Regions from separate parts of the Mus musculus genome. Here all the other regions are linked to region 2. A link is a loop called in an ENCODE intact Hi-C map of the cell type or tissue named here. Cell type or tissue: left cerebral cortex. All regions are shown on one strand. Links, peaks and the distances in the headings refer to the core of each region. The heading gives the core; the rest is flanking DNA.

Region 1 (7,303 bases), core at 1,088-6,087, 58 kb after region 2:
TTTTTTGCTTGCTTGCTTGCTTGCGTGCTTGTGTGCTTGTGTGCTTGCTTGCTTGCATGCTTGCTTGCGTGCTTGCTTGCTTGCTTGCTTTTTCAGTGTGAATGATTGAACCCAGGACCTTCCTTGCACATGCTAAGCAAATGCTCTGGGCTACACCTCAAATCCTTTTGTAAAAAATTGAGGCAAGCTCTCATTAACTGTACACAATAACTGTAGCTCAGGCAGGCCTTGAGCTCATGACCCTCCTCAGTGTCCTGCACAGCTGGGATGTCCAAGCCTGGCGATTCCCTTATTCTTCTCTGTAGACTTAGCTTCTGAGCCTGCCTTCACCCTCACCTTTCACCGCCCCTTTTTTGCATTGGACGGCTTTGGATTGGCTTCGGCTGTTCATGCAGACAGTCTCCCTTGCACCAAGTGGTGTGTTTCACCTACTTCTGACCAATGAGATAGTAGCATAAAGACCATCTACTGTCTTATTAAAAAAAACAAAAACAAAACACAGCTCCTTGGACGCATCCCCTTCTCTCTTCCAGGTGCCCTGTTGGGAGTTGTGGCAGTCAGCCATGTTTACTGTGATGTGAACCAAAGCCGACCATGGTAAACATTGCAGAATGGAAACTTGAAAAAAAATCCTCAGTTTTTGCTGGCACCAGGCTGTTGAAGCACCTGAGATACCTACCTCCAAAACTTTGTTTTTGTGATAAAAGCTGTTTTGGGTCATCATTTAAAATCAAGCACCTCTTTACTTATCAATCTGAGCTTGGAGAAACTGTTTTTATTTGGGGTGTGTGTGTGTGTGTGTGTGTGTGTGTGTGTGTGTGTGTTTTCTGAGACAGGGTTTCTCTGTATAGTCCTGGAACTCACTCTATAGACCAGGCTGGCCTTGAATTCAGAATCTGCCTGCCTCTGCCTCCCAAGTGCTAGGATTATAGGTGTGTGCCACCACTGCCTGGTGGAGGAACCATTTTTTTGTTACAAGAAAATTCCAAGCTAGCCATGGTGATGGCACACACCTTTAATCCCAGCACTCAGGAGGCAGAGACAGGCAGATCTCTGAGTTAGAGGACAGCCAGCGCTACACAGAGAAACCCCCATCTTGAAAAGCATCATTAGGGTAAGAACTAGTTATCCTGTTTGTAGCAGAACTTGGCAGGGTGACGCTGCTGGCCACAGAGAACCTGGCACTTAGGATCTTAGCGCTCGTGTGGAAAGTTTAGGTCCTTTCGGGGGATGGATGATCGCTGGGTGTCGGGCTCCTTTAGACATGCTTTAGAGGAAAATTATGCCCATGTATGAGAAATGTGAAGGCCCTGGAGGGCGTCAGACACACACACACACACACACACACACACACACACACACACACATACATCTTGAGCGTCAGACACACACACACACACACACACACACACACACACACACACACACACACATACATCTTGAGCATAGCTGGAAAGGCGAGGGGAGCATCCGTTAAAAAGATGTGGAGAAGATCTAGAGCCAGGGCAGAGGGGTTTCATTCAGGTCATTAAAGATGCACACCGTCTCATTGGAAATGTTTCTTCAGCCTCTCTGAGAAACTTACTTTGGGTGAGCCCTTGCCAGGTCATGAGAAGATGGCTGCCAGCACTGTATCCCCTCGGCTTATCAGCTTCCCTGAGCCAGGACTCAGCTTGGGACTCGGGGCTGGCTGGGGTAAGGTTGGCTCTGATTGATCTGGCAGGTTCTGTAACTTTCAGCTGAGGTTGAAAAGAACTGAAGCTTATTGTCAGCTCCCGCGGCTGGGAGTCTGAAGTCAGTGATGACAGGCCCAGAACCTCCTGGAGTAAGTCAGTCCTCCTCCAGCTACAGATACGGTCCCACGGTGTCCTGGCCTGGAGCAGCGGAGAACTATATAGTCTCTGCCTTCCTGTCTTCCCTTGGCCATCTTTTGTGTGTAGGCCTATATAGTCATGGCTTTTCAGGAGATGGACAGGGAGGGAGACGGAGAGAGGGGGGAGGAGGCAGAGGGGAGGCTGAGGCCAGAGGATATAGCCTTGAGTATTCTCCTTAGGAATGCTGGCCACCTCCTTTTGCGAGTGGCCTGTGTAGCTGGTTAATGAGGTAAAAGTAGCTGGCTAGGGAGCCTCCTGCCTGCCTCCGCAGAGCTGGGATTATAAGCACATGAGTTCTGAGGAATCCGACTCAGGTGCTTGTGCCCATGAGGCAAATGCTTTCCCACCGAGCTGCCTCCCTAGCCTCCATCTTTGTTTTCCTGAGGAGACCTAGATTAGCATGACTCTGATGGCCTGACTGACCTCAACTTGATGATATTTGCAAGTCCCTGTTTCCAAATACAGTCACATACCCAGCTGCTGGGGGTGAGCACTTCAGCTTGTCTTGCCGAGGGACACTGTTCAACACATGTGTCAGTCACTAGTCCATGCGATGTGATATTCTCATTGGCCAAGCCTGGATCACGTATCTACCTGGACTTAGATGCCTTTAAATTGGGGGGAAGACGCTCTGAGGGAACTGAGTTGCCCACAGGCCTCAGCTTCAAGGACTGTTAGAAGCAGCAGTGGGAGAGGTCACCAGCACAGGAGAGAGTGTTTGTGTGTGTGTGTGTGTGTGTGTGTGTGTGTGTGTGTGTGTGTGTGTGTGTGTATACATGCACCTCATGAGTGTTCTTTCAAAGAGTGCTGTTGCAGTAGAGCCTGGGTAGGTGATGTCACCAGAGTGCTGGAACCTGACGGACCCTCCACTGATGTTCTTACTTATTGATGTGTTTTCCATTTACCTCAGAAGGCAGGGAAGATGCCATGAGGCAGGGGTACAGTTTATGGCGATGGTGGGAAGATCCCGGTACCCAGGTGTTCTCCCTTTCCAGTTGGGCACTCTATTGGCGATACATTTGGCGCTTGGATTTTCTTATTCTTACCTAGCCCTCTGTGGAAGGCCTCGGGTGGGGCACCAGAGCTCTTGCTAAAGCCTGAGAAGTGACCTGGGCTCTGCACCCTTACCACTTCCTGTATTCTGGCCTTATCACCTTTGTTACAAGGACATGGCTCACAATTTCCTTTTATGTAGAACGCACGGGGTGACATGTGGGAGAAGAGGCTGCGACCAGGCCCATCCCATGCAGAGCCTGGTGCTACCATTGGGCCCTGAGTTAGTGTTATTTTTCTATGCCTGTTCCTTCCCTACAAAATAGGAAACGGGAATAGCCCCAACCTGTGCAAGGGCTGATGTCCTGCAGGCTGATTGATGTATGCCTCAGACCCTGAGCACGGGTCACAAGAATGGTCAGGTCTAAGCTAATGATTGTCCCAGAAGCTGAGCTCATAGTACCGTGGGGAGGAAGGGATTGGTGTGTAAGTGCTTTGGACCCTCTCCAGTGGAAGGGCTGGTGGCCGAGAGCTCTTTGTATACACTGTGGAGAGCCTGGGGCCAGGTGCCCAGGCTGTGGGCTGGTCTGACCAGAGGAGTGAGCTGCTTTAGGAAGTGGTGAGGCGAGAGTAAGGGCAGGGAGCTGGGAGGAGCACCGTGTCCTATTTTAGGGCACTGGGAGCCTCGGAAGGTTTTTGAGTGGGTGAGAACATTTTTAGGAGGAAGGGTATTTTGTCAGGTCTTACCCAAGGTGGGCTTTTTTTTTTTTTTTTTTTTTTTGCCCAAGATGGAGACTAGATTCTGAAGTTAGTTCTGAAACAGCAAAAAACATCTGAACTAGAGGGTCTAAGTCCTACCTTTAGTTTTGGTCCTCTGACCCAGTTCGCTGACCACATGTAGGCAGAGACCCTGGTGCTTTCGTGGTTTGAGCGTTACGGTGTCTACTCTGCTTTTCTGTGTCCTGTGTTCTAGCCTTTGGTTGCAGAGCCTTGTGGGACAGTCATGGGGAACTCAGGCCCTCTTGTCCTCAGCAGAGTCCCCTGGGGGCCTCAAGGGAGCTGAATTAAAAGGCCTCACTGACTTGGCCCTGTGGCTTCCTGGCTGGCCACCTGGTCCAGCACTCAGTGGGACTATGGAGGCTGAGCATTAAAAACTAACTGGCAAAGCCTTGAGGTTTGACCAGAGAGGAACCTGGTCCCTCCCTGTTTACCTTTGGGTAGAGATGCTATGCTGTCTGTGCATGACTAGCGAGGCCATGATGCCTGGCGGGCTTCCGTTGGACTTGGACTGTGAGCCTCTGGACGGTCAGCTTAGGCAAAGGTTCTAGGTGTGGGCTGTGAATTTAGGGCTCTGAAGTTAGGTAGATCTCACCAGGGTGGGTCTTTAAATGCTCCTGCCCTGGCCTAATGTGGGTGGATCTGGGGTTGGACTCTGGGTGCCAGTGTCAAGAGTCAACTGCTGAGGCTTCATGCTTAGCGGGGCTCTCTCCTGGCTGGACTGAGGACAGAGGCCGCACCCCTCTTCACACTCTGCAGAGCTGGCGTGCCTTAGGCAGCTCCTCCCCTCCTCTTCCTCCTTCCCTTTTCCTCCAGGATCTACAGCCCCCAGATGGTGGCTCAGTCACTTAATACTGTGAATGACCCCAGGTGGCTCTGGGTCCAGTGTTTGCAGGGCCCTATGACTCCAGCCCCAGAGTCTGTCCGATGTCAGTCCTTCTGCAGGCACTCAGCTTTGATGGCCAGGGTTTTGAGTTTTTATGCTGGCTTTCTCAGTAATTACCAACCTTACTTAGTCACTGCCCCCTTCCTTTTGGCTGGGCCTCAGCTTCCCCTTTCTGTGCAGAAGGGGTTGGACTATGACAGACTGGAAACTCAGATGGAGTCCTACCAAACGTTTTTTACATTTTTCTTTAAATTCATTGCCAGCAGGTGAACAAGTTGCTCTGTTCTTGCCCTTGCCAACTTCCTGGCCATGTCTGCTGTGGCCATTTCAAGTTGGTGTTCTCTGGGTCTTTTGAGGCTCCCCTGGAGCCTCTGGCTCTGACTTCCAGAGAGGCAGCAGAAGAGGGAAGTGGGGGCTGATTACTCCCCACAGTGCCTGTAGCTGAGGATCTGGGATTGACAGAGGCGGCTTTTCATTTGACGGATACTTGGGTGTGGGCATGAGTATGGGTTAGCAGACTTGGCGGCTAGAAATACCTAAGGAGCAGAGCTGCAACCAGGATGGTAGTAGCAAGGTGCATGTTGGGGCCACTGAGAGAGGAAGAAGAACTAGCAAGCAATGCAACAAGAACTTTGATCAAGTTCCCTGCAGGGCTCAGTCATGACACCAGCTCTCTGCTGTGGGGTCAAGAGAGGCTGTGGCTTAGGGTGCCCCCTGGAACTTCTTCTGCACACTTCTGTGGCTTGGACCCCGCTTCATCAGCCCTTCAGCCCTGTGGTTCGTTGGTCACAGATGGCAGATTTCCATTGAGCCCCAGATGGGACTTACCGCCTACTGCTTAGTTGAGGCTGCCCAGGTGTGGGCACACACACAGTCCATGTGTGGGCACATCCTTCTGGTGCCCTTTGTTCATCTGGGAGGGGGCATTTTGCACCCAGATATCATTCCCTGTGTGCCAGATGTACATGGATTTCCTATTGAAAGTTGCCCCTAAATGAGAAAGTGGTCAGTGGAATGACTGTGTGGGTGTTGGGAGTTTTAGAGTAGTCAGAAGAGTAAGCACAGACCCTTTTTGTGCATACTGGGGTAGATTTGCAACCTTGCACCCCAATTGTATGATCTACTGAGCCCCTGTTTCACGCACGCCTTTGTGTTCTTAATTCACCTGTGGCCCACTCGGTCATCCTAGGTCAATATTTAAGCTGATGCCAAGACGCTTCAGAAAGGTTTCCCTCAAAATGTAGGCTTCGGTGGGAAGCTAGCCATGGAATGCATGAGAGTTTGCACTTGAAGTCAAATCTGAGAGAGCACTGAAGTTCTGTTCCTCCCAGGGGAAAGGAGACCCTGCTGTGACCACCAGCTCCTGCCTCTGTTCCTGAGCCCCAGTGGGAGATGGAGAAGGCACCGGTCTGAGTTTGGATTTTTGCCTCCATGCTGTCAGGGCCCAGCTCGTCTTGTTTCTGTTCCTAGCCTTGTCTCTCTCTTGTCCTGTCCAGTGTGTGTGTGTGTGTGTGTGTGTGTGTGTGTGTGTGTGTGTGTGTGTGTTTTATATTAACTTCTTACAAAATGGTGAGACTGCACGACTGCACACAGGGGACCTGAAAATGAGCGTCCCTGTAGTATCAGGTCACCCGGGCATCTAGGTTGGAATTGCTTGGCTGGGAGGAAGAGGGCCTGTGTTTGTTACTAGCCACAGATGAACAGAAAGTGACTGGGAGTAGCAGAGTAGAAAAGGGTGTCTGTTTTTTGTTGCCTGTGTTTGAAGCTTGGGTTGTTACTGTGAGATCCAGGACAAGTATTTGCATTCTTAGAAGGTTAAATCCTTAACTGGGGAAATGACTAACTAGCCCTACTATTGTATTGGGTGTTATAAAGAGAGAGAAATTTTTTTTTTATTTTATTCTAATTTTTTTGAGACAGGGTTTTTCTGTGAGGCCCTGGCTGTCCTAGAACTGACTCTGTAGACCAGGCTGGCCTCAAACTCAGAGATTTGCCTGCCTCTACCTCCCAAATGCTGGGATTAGAGGTGTGTGCTACCATGCCCAGCGCATGAGAGAGACAGATATTAGCTCCATGAGGGTTCAGCGAAGTACTTCAGGACTGTGTGGGGTGGGTGACATCGTTGTTATCACTTGGTAGGCACCTGTAGCATTCAGTGCAGTGGGGGACACAGATGCAATGAGATGAGAGTCTTGCTCCCAGGAGCTTAAGGTTAGAGGACAGGGGCAAGGATTGTAGTAGAAGTGCACTGTATTTGAGGGGTTCCTAGCATCTGACCCCTCCCAGTTTATACGCAAGGATTCTTTTCTGTAGTCTAGATATTTTTCCCCTTCTAGCCTTAGAGGCAGACACACAGGACCTCGTTTTCGGCAGGCTCATCAGGATGCCTGTCATGGTGTCTCTACAGAGCAGGAAACTTGTAGGTGAAGAATGGTGGACACTGGTTGGCTTGGGCAGGGTGATGGGCCTCACTGGCTGCTGCTGGGGATGGTTTTACATACCTTTGGGCCATGGGCTTCTGAGTAGGGCCAGGTTTCTGAGCAGGCCTCTTCTGGCTTCCTGCTTTTTTTCTTTGAGCTGCATAGAAGCATTCAAGTGAGGCCCGTTGTTACCCCGGCCAGCCTGGTGAGTTCTGTTGCTCACGTCCTAGAAGCTGAACCCCTAGGATTTTAGAATAACACTTGCTGTGTACAAGGTACCCCATCTTGAGAGTAGGGATGCCTCCAAACCGGCAGGGAGGATCATGGGAGGGTTTTGGAAGGAGGAAATGCTT
Region 2 (7,303 bases), core at 741-5,740:
ACCCACTGAGCCATCTCACCAGCCCCTCTTCCATTTTTCTATAGAAAGCCTCTCAGACTTTCTATTATACTCGATGGTTTTCTTTTCTTTTCTTTTTTCTTTTTGGTTTTTAGAGACAGGGTTTCTCAGTGTAGCCATGGCTATCATAGAATTTGCTTTGTAGACCAGGCTGGGATTAAATGTGTGCACCACCATGCCTGGCAAGTTTTTCTTTCTTCTTCTTCTTCTTTTTTTTTTTAATGTTTATTTTACATGCATTGGTGTTTTGCCTCCCTGTATGCCTGTGTGAGCGTGTCAGAAACCCTGGAGTTAGAGTTACAGACAGCTGTGAGCTGCCATGTGGGTCCTGGGAATTAAATTCGGTCCTCTGGAAGAGCAGCCAGCACTCTTAATCACCGAGCCATCTCTCCAGCCCCAGGTTTTTCCTTTTTGAAATCCCATATCTGAGAGATACTTTGATACCTGCCCTTCCAAGTGTCACACTAGCCCTCCTGCCCTAAGCTCCAGGGTCACCCTCAGTCCCTTTGCTCTCCAGCTGGTGGCCCCCTTCTGCCAGCAGTGGCTGCCTGGGCTGCACCCAGTTCTCTCTCAGCTCTCCTTTTATTTCTTCATTGCTTTGCTGGTTCCTCCGTTCCTCTTGGCCTCTGAACCGTGCCTCGGCTCCATCCTTGACCTTTCCTCTGCTTGCTCTTACACCCTAGGTGATCTCATCCAGTCTTGTGGCTCCAAGTAACATCTCAACACTCACGCCACCCGTCTCGATGTTATCTCCAGCCTGAGTCACGGGCCGAACTACAGCCTCTTTCATCGGATGGCTTTCGTGCCGGCTCTCTCCACTGAATAGCTGGTAGAACTCCTGACTTGAGGCCCCAAACCGGTGCCTCCTTTTGTTTCCCTGTCTTACATACTTGGTGACTCCATTCTGCAGTCATTCAGGCCGGGATCCAGAACACGTATGCCTTCTCTTTCGTTTGCAGTTGCACGTACTGCTCATAGCCGACACCACTGGCTTTCACTTCCAGCTCTTCCCTGAGCCTGGTCGTGCCTCACTACCTTCCCAGCTTCACCATAGTCATCACTGGCCTGGGTTGCCGCAGGAACCTCCTGTTTTTCTCTCTCCCCTATTCTTGCTTCCCTGACAGGGTCTCAAGACAGTAGCCAGGTGATCTGAGTAAAACCAGGCAAGGTCCCGTTGTCAATCATGAGACTTCCTTTACATTAAGAGGTGCCCTCTGTGATTTGGCACCCCCCAACCCCCGCCATATTCTCCTCAGCTCTTTCTGTTCCAGCCTACCTCTTCACTGCCCCTTGCTGACATCAGACCCAAGTTCTTGCTGTTCCTCAGCCTCACCTCAGTCAGGTATCTGTGTGACATGCCCACTCCCCTTGCTGAACTTTTGTTCAAATATCACCTCCTTATGGTGTCTACCTCAGGTACCTGTTCAAATCTTTATCTCTGTGCTTCTAGCCCAACATCCTCTTTCCCACATGGAGGGTGGAGGAGGCTGAGAAGAGATAGACTAGGGGTCTTTTTTTTTTTTAAGCACATTTTTAGACAGCACAACCATCAGTCTTCTGTATCCTGAAGTGCTTTTGCACAAACACAACCTTCTCTTCAGTTAGAACAGAGGATCCAAGGCACTAAAGGCTAGGTAGGGACTTGCTAAGTTACCCAGCAGTCAGTGGGTCCTTGATCACTTCCGTTCCAAAGTGATCAGAATACAACAAGCCCTGAGGCTGGGTCTTGAAGGATTTTCGGTGAGCCCCGGAACTTCTCGGACCTTGAACTCACTTGCCCTGAAGGCGAGGTCCTGACTAGCGTGTTCCGTCCTCTGGGAAACTCCAGGTGGAGCATTTCCTGCCCAATTTACAGATGAAAGCAACAGAATAACTTGTCTCAGTCACCAGCCAGCCCCCTAGTCTTCCCCCCACATCCCTTTGGTTATCCCGCTCTTCTCCTTGGCTCATAGTCTACCCTTCCTGCCCTTTCACCCTCTGAACTCTCTCAGCTTTCATCTAGACAGGTGCCCCTAACCCCAAACTCCTACTTGTCTTTCAATGTCATAGTCTCAAGTCACTCAGAGGCAGGACTCACATGGCTCTCATCACATGCTCCAGGACTCAATGGTTTGTATGTCTCTGCCTTACTCATCTTGGGACTACAAGGCCGGCACTACCCCGCCACACCCTGGGTTCCCTGCTTGTGTGGAAGGAAGGAAGGAACTCCAGCAGGGATCCTGAACCACCCAGACACACAACTCCAGAGAAACCCACAGCCTGTGCCAGGGTGTGGGAATTTCTACTGTTGACTTCAGCAGTGAGGCACTGGCCATCGTCTGCTCCCTAACCCCTTTCTTTTCACCTTCTTGGACTTCCGGTCCCCATTTCTTCTCTCAGTTCTAGGTTGGCCATGATGTTCCACAGAAGCGATCTTCCTCAGGCACAGAGCTGAATGGGTGCAGTTACACTTTGTCTTCTGGCTTCCATGGTCCAGGATACAAAGTCCCTGCTTTCCAGAGCCATGTGGGTTCTCTAATCCTCTTCCATCCTTTTCTCCAATTAAAGAAAAATTAAACTCACTAGATCTTATTTAAAGAAGCACCCAGGCTCCACAGTAGGGGAGCAACTGAGCTCCACTCTGGCAACAAGGAAAGATGGGAAGTCACTGCCAAGGAGCAGAGTGGAACATCTGTGGGTGGAGAATTTCTGAGCAAAACCACCAGGGCTCCTGGGATTCTGGCTCAATTTACTTGACAGGATTATTATTATTATTTACATTTATTTATTTGTGTGTGTATATGCCACAGCATGAGTGTCAGTCAAAGGAAAACATGGACTTAGTTCTCTCCATCTACGCTGTGGAGAATAGAACTCTCGTTGTCAGGTTTGGCCACAAGTACCCTTACCAGCTGAGCCATCTCAGCAGCCCCACTTGACAGCATTCTTACTGCAGACAGGCCGCAGTGATCTGATACCAGGGATGGCGAACTTTTCTGACTCAGGAGGTTTCTTGCTAAAACTGAACCAAGGGGGACCAAGGACACTGCCCAAGGTCAGGATCTAAGCCGGAAAAAGGGACTTGGTGTAACTCCTCAAGTCTGGTCAAGGCCCGTTTCTGTCACTTTACTAACAGCTTTCATTTCTTCAAGCCTTTTCTCATCTCAGATCTTCAAAAATTGTCTTTATTTCCAAAGCCAGATAAAATGTCTTTCTTTACACACGGGAACCCATTTTTTTTTCCCTGTCTGTGTCTGGGGAGAGCCTCCAATTTCTCCTCCCAATGCCTAAAGCATAGGCTGGAGATGGCTGGAATGCTAAGTACTGTCCCATAGGCCGGGGTAGAGCAGGTGGCTCAGAGGATCCAAAGCACTAAGTCAGACGCCGAGCTACGTCCCTTCACCTAGCAAAGAAAAGGCTCTCCTGAAGATGCTATGTGCACTCTGGCTGCTTCTCTCCCTCCGCTGAAAGGGACCCCAGAGTGTGAACCTGGGGCAGTTGTGGAGATAGTACAGGACAATTGCAACGAATTGCCTCTGGGGGCAATCCCCGCTGTGCTGCCAAGGAGCAACGAAGCCCAGTGGTTTGGCCGCCCTCCAAGATAGACACAAGGCGCCCACACCACGACTCCCTCACCCCACTCTGCCCTGGCCACCATCCAGCACCCCGCCACTAGCGGCGGCGCCTTTAAGACTCATTGGCGCCCCCTGGCGGTAACCGGCGCTTCCTCCTCCGGGAGCTCTGCCCCAGGCCCCGCGTGTGCGTGGCGTGTGCGCGGGCGCTGGGGCAGGAAGGGCGGGGGACACGGCGGCGCGCTCCCCGAGGGGGTCCCCGCGCGTCCGAGAGGCACGCGCGGGCGAACCCTCGCCGCGGGAGGGCGTGCTCCAGCTCGGGCTCGAGGCTCGGGTGCGGTCTCGGGCGGCGGCCCGGGATCCCTAGAGTCCTCGAGCGGCGCACGGTGCTGCGGGGCGCACGTCCCTGCGCGGGCGAGCCCCGCGGGGCGGAGGGGGCGGGGCGGCGGCGGGGCGCGCCCACCCGCGGGGCCCAGCCAGTGGCGCGGCGCGCTGAGCCTCCGCCCCCCAGCCGCCGCCCCGCCCCGGCCCGCCCCGCCCGCCGCCCCGCCCGGTAGGACCGCGCGCTGAAGCCCGCTCCGCGTCCCCGCCGCCGCCGCCGGAGGAGGTGCCCGCACGCTCGCGGCGCGCGCCGGCCCCACACGCTCGGCCTGTGGGCAATTTCCTCCGGACCCAGGCTCCCGGGCCGAGGAGGAAGAAGATGCAGACCTTCCTGAAAGGGAAGAGAGTTGGCTACTGGCTGAGCGAGAAGAAAGTCAAGAAGCTCAATTTCCAGGCCTTCGCGGAGCTGTGCAGGTGAGGAGGGACGCGGCTTGGGGACCCCCGCGGCCCGAGCCTGGTTACCCTCGGCGGGCGCGGGGCAGACGACGGCGACCCGGGAAGGAGCGGCGCGCGCTGAGGGCTGGTTCGGAGCAGCAAGGTGGCCGCGGGGGGCCGCGGGCTGTGTCCGAGGGGAGCGTGGCCGCTGTGGGCGTTGGGTTCGGACCGCGGCTCTCAGGTGCACTGGGGTCGTGCCGGGAGATCCCTGGCCGTCCAGGGTGGTGGGACCCGGGAAATCGGGGAGTCCACGCCAGCAGTCAGGGGTTAGAGGGTACTTTTGGACTGGTGTGTTTTTCTTCCTCCCTCTTCTTCCCCTTAGTAGAGCAGGATACCGGCGTTTGTGTGGAGCCTACTACGTGCCTCGCGTGTGCACGGCTCCTGAAGCTGTCATTGCATATCAGCCGGCTTAAGCCCAGTTGAAATGAGTAGCGATACTTGGCTTGTCTGTGGTGATTTGCTGTCTCATTAGAGCCTCGCAGCAGCCTCGCAAATTAGCCAGGATGGTGATTCTGGGCCACGTGTCTTAGAAGAGGGACACCTACCAGCAGAGAGGTGGGGTACCTGCCTTGTAGTCCCAGGGCCAAGGAGTGGCAGAGCATAGAAAGTGATGGGTGGACCCACGTAGGGTAGAATTGTCTTCTGCCATTCCGGCTGAGCACCTCGTTCTCCCTGCGCTGGTGCTTCAGTGGCAGAGACCGAGGGCTTTGATGGAGCTTGCTCTTAATACATTACAGAAGTGCTGGGTTCCTAGAGTCAGGTGTGCCTTGCCTCTCCGCAGAGCTATTGGTTACAGCTTCTCAATGAAAGCCTAAGAGAATCCAGCCCCCACACCCCATCCCCGAAGCCTTTTGCAAACTCCGGGTGGAAACCTTTTGTTAGGTAGTCTTTTCACTTAGTAGATTTGACTTTTGAAAATGGACTTCACTTGTAGTTCCATCCCTGGTGGGTGCCCCGAATTTTGGAGAATTGAACAGTTGGGCTTCCATTATCCCTTGGTGCACAGGGGTTAGTTAGCAGTCTGAGCTGGCACATAGAGGCCGCCCTGGCAGCACTGCCTTGCCCCTCATGGCTGTCCAAGAGCCTGCTGCTTCTCTGCCCCAGGCAAGCCTTACAGGCCCTCCTTGACCACAACTGGATGGGATAATGCCTATTTATAAGGGGGCCCTGGTTCTGCGCCCCTTATAGTTCCCTTGTGGGTTTGGCTGAGTCTCCCAGACAGGCCTCTTAGGAGAAAGCAGGCTTTTCACGGTCGGCAGGGCGTTCAGTGCAGCCCAGAATTCACAAGAAAATCAAGAGGAACTCGAGCCAGAGCTTTGGAAAAGCCCAGGGCTTATGGAACTTTTTTTTTTTTAAAGGACAGTTGGACGTTTGTACCATAAATAAACACACTGAAAAGGTTGCCCTAGACAGCAGAAAAATTTGGAGAAGCCCCTCTGTCGTGTTCTGGAAGTCCAGTTCTGACTTGAGGGGACCACAGCTCCCCCTGCTGTCAAATAATTCTTGGGAAACCCCAGTTCATCCCTTGCATCCTTGTTATTGATAGCAATCTGGGTTTGTGTCACCCTTTATCTATACCCGAGGCTTGTCCTTGGCCTGGTGTGCTTTATTCTGTAATTAGCAGGCTGTAGCAGAAGACTCCTAGCAGAGACTTAAGGGTTGAGGACCGACTCCCAGACCTGCCGGTTGGCTTGCCCTTCCTGTGGGCCCTCCCTCCTTTAAAGAGGCGCGGGGTGGGGGTGGGGGTCTCAGGGAACCCGGGGTGCGGAAATCTTATTGAGCATTCATTTCTCAGGAAGGGTGGCTGAATTCAAGGTCTACTTGCCTTCCTTTGCCCAAGTGTTGGCTTCGGAGGGATGGCAGAAAGTCTCTGGGCCGTTCCAGCAGCTCAGGAATCCTACTGTGCGTTTTTATTAGTATAGCTTTCGATGCTTTGTAGCTGAAGCTTAAGAAGGAAAAGAAAACACCAGAAAGAGTTTTTCTGTTGCTTCTTCACTTTCAGGACAGAGCCCCCTGGTGGCCACATTGTTAACTAAACAACTGTTGAGATAGTGACCCCTCCCCCCACCCCCCTCCACTGTGTTTTGTTTATTGTGAATGCTGGAGTGGTCTAAGTGGCCCCGGAGACCCTGTGAATGGGCGTCGTCCTGTTCTTGACATTCAGAAGCTGGGGGTGCAGTGCTCGTGTATTGATGGATGGTGAATTGTCTGTGAATTTCCTGACAAAAAGGGCCAGGGATGTTGGGAAATGACTTGAACTGTGCTCCAAATGTGCATCCATGAGGACTGCTCAACTGCCCTGGGATGAGTGGTTTAGCTGATGGTCGGGCCTTGTAAAAATCCTTTCGCAGGGATTCATCTCACTGGATTTACAGACCGGGGGTGGGGGTGGGGTCGCGGGTGCCAGAGAGAGCATGGTCCATATGTCTCCTTTCCATTAAGAGCTCCCAGTCCATCCCTGAGACCTTGACCTCCCCTTTCAGTCACTCTTACCCTTGCTAATGTCCAGCTGTTGCTAATTGTCTCTAGGGATGCTTTCCTTTTTGAGGTCAAGCTATGCCCTCTGCAGTGTACCAGGTTCTGTTTTTTTTCTGAGGAGAGTGCGCAGGGCCCTTCCATAGGCAGTTGGAGCCAATTCCTGGCAGGTGCCCTACCTATCATAGGCAGGTACAAAAGCCAACCTTTTAAATATGTGCCCTGATAGCATGGGGCCTCTGGCTAGCCAGCCGATGGGCTTTGAACTAACCTGTTTCCAGAGGCCTTGTTTATTCCCACCCCTCCTTGGTGTCTCCTCCCAAGTACAGGAATATGTTCTGGCTAAGTTCCTTTACCCTTCGAACCTGCCTCTGCCCCTAGCTAGAAGTGACCTGGAAGCTCCCTCATCCCTCCTGATGTGGCTTTTTTAAGATGGGCAGTCA
Region 3 (7,303 bases), core at 1,088-6,087, 180 kb after region 2:
CCAGGTTCAGAGCATGGAGCACAGGTCTGCCTCTCTCTTGCTCATGGTGCGTCCATGTTTCTTTACTATGTGGGGGGGATGAACTCGAGCACATTGTGTAGGATCCAAAGTCCTCCTTCACCCTTGGCTGCTTCCCTTCCACACAACGCCCACCCACCATTTGCCATGCAAAACACATTTTCATGCCTCAGTGCTCGTAAGCCTCTTTCTAGCCACAGGCCCTTTGCACATGACAGTCCCTCTGCCTGAATCTTGCTTTCTCATCCTCCTTCCTGACTAATGCAGCCCTTTACCCGGACTCTATTGCTAGGGTCAGTTTCCTGTTCTAAAGACACAATTGCACTTCGTGTTGTAAAAAAAGAACCTGGGCCTGCATGCTATTCACAGCATAGCCTGCACACACTGCAAATGGTTTGTTTATTCTGAGCTAATCCCTCCCAGCCCTGAGGGTTGACACCAGCAACTATACTCAGAATTTCAGACAGCCACGGAACACAGGAAGGGCACGAGAGACAGAGGCACAGCTATCACAAGTCTCACCTGAGCTGAGACAAAGGACTGTGCTCTAGGATGATTGACAGCCTGCTTCTCCCTGTGTAATCTATTGGCTAGAGATAAGGCAGGAAGACATACTTTTTTTTTTTAGAATTATTTATTTTATGTACATGAGTCCACTGTAGCTGTCCTCAGACACACCACACATCTGAAGAGGGCATCAGATCCCATTACAGATGGTTGGGAGCCATCATGTGGTTGCTGGGATTTGAACTCCGGACCTCTGGAAGAGCAGTCAGTGCTCTTAACCGCTGAGCCATCTCTCTGGCTCGAGCATACTTTTTAAAAAAAAGATGTTAACTCACTGTCTTCTTTCTGAATGAAGCCCAGGATATTTTTAAACATTTTCATTTACATGGATGTGTGTATGCCCGCAGAGGCCAGAAAAGGCTGTTGGACTCCTTGGTGAGCTGAAGTCCTAGGGACGAGAGTGTTAGGATCTGAACTCCAGTCCTCCGAAGCGCAGCAAGCCCTCTTAAGCACTGAGCCAACCCTCTACCTCTCAAGAAATACTTGTACTCACTAAAAGCTGTCTTTAACAGCCCTAAAAATTAACAATGTAAGAAAATTGCTTAACATGGCGAAGAGTAAACACCTCGGGTTTTATGTTCCTGCTGCTTTTTTATAGTGAGCAGCTGTGGGGTTCTCTTAAAATGTAGCTTAAAATGAAGTGGTCCCCTCATTTGATCAGGTGTTAAGCTAGTGAATTACCATCCACCACAGAAACAATGAGTTACACTAACAGAAAGGACATTTTCTTCTGGGTAAAGGAGTTTCAAAAGTATAATAACCCAGTGCAACTCCTTTGTTCTGGAAAAGATAAGTTTTCTGGGTTTTCTGCTCTCCCCAGGGTCCATCCTTAGGTCTGTGTCAGTTTCCTGTTAGCTGCAGTAACTAAGTACTATAGACTTTCTCATCTAAATCAACACAATGTATCACTTTTTGTGCTGGAGGTCAGAGTTCAAAATGGATCTCCTTGAGCCAACCTAAGGGCTGTGTTCTTTCTGGAAGCTCTTGGTGAGGACCCATTGCCCTCCTCTTCCCAGCTTCTGGAACTCTCTGAATTTCTTAACTCATGACTTCCTTCTTCCAAATTCCACCACATTATATTTTATCCCTCTTCCCTCTGACACTCCTGAGACTAGCCTGGGCTACACCAGAGCCTGTCTCTGCAAGACAAAGGGGAGTAAAAAGCAGTTAGCTTTCCCTCCTGGCCTGTACTTCAATGTGGGCTGTCCTTCAGCCTGTCTCCAACATGGGTCAGTGACAGCTCTCTTGGTCTTTATTCTCCCAACTTGTATTTGAGATATTGCACCTGCCGAGGACTAAACAGTTCCCTCCAGAACCTCAAACGATCGTGAACGATTATATTTATGAGATTATAAAATAGTGTCCCAGTTTGCATTGCTGTGCTGAAAGTCTGGTTTCCTTTGTATATTAGTTGTCTTTTCTGCCGGCGCTTTAATGATCTCTCGTGTTTCAGATGAGGCAAGTTTCTCTCCAGTGTGTCCAATGTGGGCTTATCCATCTTTCCTGCTCAAGGCTCCTTAGGCTTCTTCACTTTAAAGACTTACTTCTTTATTCCCTACATCGCAAACGTCTCAGCCTTTTCTCCTGGCATTACCTTCCCGCCATTTTTGTTTCTTTCTGTTCTGTCCCCCGAGGTCCCCGAGGCTTTTCTTCATCATTTCTATCTCTAACTCATTCCTGTTTTTGTCCTGGTCTGATCATAAACTCATTGTCCTCTCTGGAAACCAGCACCCTGCTTTCCTGCCTCATCCAGCCATGCAGGGTGACCGTCTTCCAGGTCCAGCCATGGAGACACCAGCAGCTCTGGGGACCCCGGGTCCAGCTGACAAGCCGTTTAGGGCTCAAGGGAAGATTACAGAAACAGGAGAGTGGGTGCCCTCCCCTGCAGTACATCAGGGAATGTGGGATGATTCGCGGGCTGTGGTTCCTTTTGTGGCAGAGATCTCACGTTAGCAGAAACATCCAGAACCTATTTTATCTGGCCCTGAGTTAAGCATAGGCCTTAGTCAAAGAAGCTGCTGGCTCCTTTCCGCTTACCCAATAGTCAGGGACAGGCTTTAGTCTGTTCACAGACCCAGTGGCTGTGCAGTGCCTCTCCACACACGGGACCTCACAGTGCCAGGACCCACAAGCCTGCCTGGGACCGACCACCTTGTCTCTCTTACGCATCTGCAGTTGGGTCACACCAGTATGATCACTTCTCTTTTGTTAAGCAGCTCAATGAGGACCAGCTCAGATACCATAAGAAGTTGTCATGGTTACACGATGAACTGGGCACTCCAGCCATCTTGCAGGGACCAGCAAAGTCTGTGTCATTGGGAGGGAGGGGCGGGTACTTTTATTATAGAAACTATGATATTTATAGTTATTATTATAGTATTTATAATATCCCCACATACAGAGTTCCATTCTTAAGCTATAACTGCCTCACAGGCTATAAACACAAACTTAGAAGCTTTCCCCAGGCCTCGGACTTAGGAGGGAAACAGTTACCTGTGCCAGCTTATCTCATAAACAGCAATACCGTTGAATCTATTGAACACTTGTCTTCCCCAGACTCTGTGCCAAGAGCAACATAGTTGTTCTACTTTGGTGCCCTCTGGAAGGAGGCTCAGAGAGGTCTAGCAACCCCTCCGTGATCACACAGTAGATAGGTGACAGGGTCAGGATTTAGAGTCACAGCCCCAGCACTAAATATTGCCCCAAACCAACTCTCTCCTAGCCCGGCCAGGAAGGAGAGGAGGTCTTCCCGGTTAGGATGGCAGAGGCAGGTTTGAATCCAGGTCTCCTGAGCTCTTCCTCTCAGTCAACCCAAAGGATAGGCTCTGCTCTATGAAACCCTGCAGTAAGGAACGGGATCCTTCCCTGCAGTTCCCAGACCAGAGGACCGCCTTTGCCGGGGCCAAGGCCAAGTCCCTGCGGGTTTTGTTACATAGTAGCTCCCCCTAGTGTACTGAAAAAAAGTTACAAAACTGCTTATTATAGAGGGAGATAAACCCCCCAAACTGGAAGAGAGTGGAAAGAAGAAAGAAGAGAAGCAGAGATCAAAACAGAAAGGGGAGGGAAAGGTTGGGTGAATTTTAGGCCCTGTGATGCATGCTGGGCAGTCTGCCTCAGTGTCTCTGGCCTTCCTGACGACAGAACCACCATTCATTGGAGGACCTAGGGACAGAAGCTCAGTAATGTGACCAGCAGCCAGATGGATCTAAACTCCATGAGAAGTCTGCAAATCCGGCCAGCTTCCTGGGGCCCATTCCAGGGTCTGACTGCCGTCATGTGGAGATCTAGAGAGTCTTTGTACCAGCAAAGCCAGCAGCCTCTGAGAGTGATGGGCGGGCTGAGCCTGTCTACCTCCCACTCCCACCCCAGGGCTGCTCCTCCGGAGCCTTAGAGCCAACTCACATCAACAAGTAGCCTTCATGGAGGAACCCTGAGACTTCCTGTCTGTCACTACACTTCCCCTTTTACCAAAACAACTATGATGTATTCACATCTGTATTCACATCTGCTCACCCATGGGCCAATAACAGAGCTGAGTCTGTTGATGCTCACCCCTATGTCCACACTCTCCAGTCACTTCTAGTTCTTCTCCAAGCCTATATATATATATATATATATATATATATATATATATATACACATACATACATAATATGTGTGTGTGTATAATGAGGGAGAGATAATGTAGACTAGTTAAGGCACAAATCTTAGTGTCTTACTTCCGTGTGTGTGTGTGTGTGTGTGTGTGTGTGTGTGTGTGTGTGTGTGTGTGTGTGTACAGTGCCTGCAGAGGTCAACACAGAGCATTGGATCCCTTGGAGCTGGAGTTATAGGCAGTTGTGAACCACTCCACATGGGTGCTGGGATGCTGGGATCAAACCCAGGTCTTCTGAGAGCAATAGGTACTCTGAACTCTGAAACCACACCCGCTGGTTTATTCTTTCTTTTCAAAGACTCTAGCTGAGTCTGGACTTCACTGATGGTTAGACTGGCTGGCTAGAGGGCCACAGAGACCCACCCTCTTCCACACTACCTTCTTCCCTACATACCCTGCAGAATCAGGCTTGTTATGTGAGTGTTGGGAGTCCGAAATCAGGTCCTCAGACTTGAGTGAAGTCAGGTCCTCAGACTTGAGCTATAAGCACTTTGCCCACAGAGCCACCTCTCTGACCCTTATTTGTAAATTATTGTTTAATAATATTGAAGATTTTCAGTTTATGAGACTTGAGGGACATTTGTGATGATGGCCTTAGATAAGCAAATACAAGTATAGGCCTTGCTTAGGTGCTGGCTTGGCAAACTAACTACAGGAAAAGAAGGATTTGACTGGAATTCCTGTGTCAGTAGTTGGGAGCACTGACTGCTCTTCCAAAGGACTGGGGTTCAATTCCAATCACCCATATGGCAGCTCACAACTGTTTGTAACTCCAGTTGCAGGGGAACCAATATCCTCTCACAGACATATATGCCGACAAAGTAGCAATGTACATAAATTTAAATGAAAAAGAAAGTTCTATCATGAGAAAAAAATCTTTGCTAGGCAGGCATCTGACTGAGGATTAATATCTAAAATATACAAAGAGCCAAAAGAAAGAAAGGAAGGAAGGAAGGAAAGGAAAGGGAAGAAAGAAACATTTGCTATCTGTAGGAGAGCTATGATGTTAAAACATACAAGTGCTTTTGTAGGTATAGACTACAGTATAAAGCACATGACACATAAAACGTATCCCATAGCCAGGCGGTGGTGGCGCACGCTTTTAATCCCAGCACTTGGGAGGCAGAGGCAGGCGGATTTCTGAGTTTGAGGCCAGCCTGGTCTACATAGTGAGTTCCAGGACAGCCAGGGCTACACAGAGAAACCCTGTCTCAAAAAAAAAAAAAAAAAAAAAAAAAAAGTATCCCATAATAACCTGAAAAAGGGGTGGGACTGGTGCTGTGGATGAGACCAGAACTTCTTATGATAACTATGTAGGGATTTTTAAAGTCTATTTTCCACTAACTTTACGTATTTAACTGTAGTTTATAGTTTGTACATTAAAATATTTATTGACTTTTTTGTGCATATGGGTGTTTTGTCTGTACGTGTGTCTGTGCACCGTGCGCATGCCTGGTACCCACAGAAGCCAGAGGAGGGTGTCACCTCAGGAACTGAAGTTACAGATGGTTATGAGCTGTTGTGTAGGTGCTGGGAGTTGAGGCCCAGTCTGTGGAAAAGCAGCCAATGCTCTTCACCACTGGGCACTGAGCTGTCTCTTCAGCCCCTGTGAACTTAATATTTATCCCAACAGAAATGAGGAGGAAATGTGGTACAAAAGAGCCAAGTTAAACAGAGAATTTCATTTTTCTTATCTTTTCCTTTTTATGACTCCTGGAAAGAGTGATAACTAATTCAATAAAAACCTGTATACAACGTAGCAATAGGACAGTGACAGTGTGTTCTGGTGGCCCTGGCAGAGCTCATACTTGCCCGTGGCTTTGAGGGCATTGATTCAGCATTTTCTCTCCCTCTGAAGAGAAGTCTCCCCACAGCCCTGCTAAAGGGACTAGCCTGTCCCTGCAGGCACTATGGGAACTTTCCTATGTTCCACAGTCCTCCCCCAGGATAGATCAGGCCTGGGACACCAGACGTGGCTGCCGCAGACACTGATCAATAGCAACCTCGGGGCTGCTGACCACTCTGACACTCAGCAGGTGGCCTCTTGGAAACAGAACCGGGCTGGCAGAATGTCAGATCCTGCAGGAAATATTGAACCCAAACAGGAATCACTGGCTTGTGCTCTGCGGGGCTTGGAAGGACAGGTGGGGTGTATTGGCTTGAAGCAGACAACTGTGATATTTCAAAACCCTGGCAAGAGGCTGACCTGAGGGGCCAGGGCCAGGGCAGCGGTCGTCCCCCTCTTCAGGCTTTGAGGGCTGTTTATACAAGTCAAGTCCGAGTACTAACGAGTACTAATGTGCTGGGTGAAAGCCAGGAGGGAAAAGGAGAGCGGACACAGTGGGCCGTGTGCAAAGGAAACCAGCCGGCAGTGTGTAAAGAATACCTAATGGAACTATGCAGAAGAGGGACGGGGAGGGGGGATTTAGCTAGTGGACTGCTTGCTAGTACTGGGCTCAGCCTGCAGCATGGGGCAAGGTCAAATCAGAAGAAATATTTAGCTTTGCCAGAAATGAAACCAAGATCCATCTTGGGTCTTTCAAGTTGGAAAATGCATTAAACCTAGGTGAGGGTAAAACAAAGGGCCTCCTTGGTCAGTTTTGGATTGTGGGTTATGATCAAGGCTAAGTCCCTGATTGTTGTTGTAGTTGTACAATGGTTATGTAAGAGGTCATTAGGAAATTGTGCCTTGAACTCGTGCAGGGTAAAGGATTATGATGGCTACCTACCATCTACCTGGGAGAGGGGCTGAAGGAGAAGCAGGTGAGTGGTCGTTGTGTGCTGCTCCCACGCACTGCTCTTGAGAGTGTTTTGTAAATCTCAAATCATATCTGTAATGCCAGGCATGGAGGCACACACATTTAATCCCAGCACTCAGGAGGCAGAGAGGAGTGGATCTCTGTGAGTTCCAGGCCAGTCTGATCTACAGAGTGTGTTCCAAGCCAGTCACGGCAACATAGTGAAAGCCTGTCTCAAAAGAGAAGTGTGTAGTTTATGTCTGTAAATTTTAAATTATACATCAAATTATATGAAGTTTAAATTTTTCATTTTTAAAGCAGTTTT

What was found. Peaks named below come from ENCODE experiments on the same cell type or tissue, not always from the same donor. Only the 100,000 strongest peaks of a DNase experiment are listed, where the experiment ranks them.
Region 1: it touches region 2 in a loop (2.0-fold over the local background); 8 of 42 quality-filtered maps call a loop at or near these places.
Region 3: it touches region 2 in a loop (1.8-fold over the local background); 17 of 42 quality-filtered maps call a loop at or near these places.

The regions. Positions count from the first base shown.
Region 1 is chr12:102,644,098-102,651,400 of GRCm38, reverse strand. All of the region lies in intron 2 of Itpk1 (inositol 1,3,4-triphosphate 5/6 kinase), which reads left to right. Among named protein-coding and RNA genes, the nearest start is that of Mir1936, 37 kb to the left of the region's middle. In left cerebral cortex, for the core only: no CTCF peak of the experiment used is centred there; a DNase peak (open chromatin) is centred at 3,392; H3K27ac peaks cover 282 bases.
Region 2 is chr12:102,701,783-102,709,085 of GRCm38, reverse strand. It overlaps Itpk1 (inositol 1,3,4-triphosphate 5/6 kinase), which reads left to right and starts at 4,217. Exons shown (of 10, transcript NM_172584.3): 1 at 4,217-4,364. The coding sequence starts at 4,270. In left cerebral cortex, for the core only: CTCF peaks have their summits at 2,660 and 3,695 (motif pointing left); DNase peaks (open chromatin) are centred at 4,927, 5,159, 5,380, 5,610 and 3 more places; H3K4me3 peaks cover 2,471 bases; H3K27ac peaks cover 3,431 bases.
Region 3 is chr12:102,521,150-102,528,452 of GRCm38, reverse strand. No RefSeq gene overlaps it. Among named protein-coding and RNA genes, the nearest start is that of Chga, 30 kb to the left of the region's middle. In left cerebral cortex, for the core only: a CTCF peak has its summit at 3,538 (motif pointing left); a DNase peak (open chromatin) is centred at 3,499.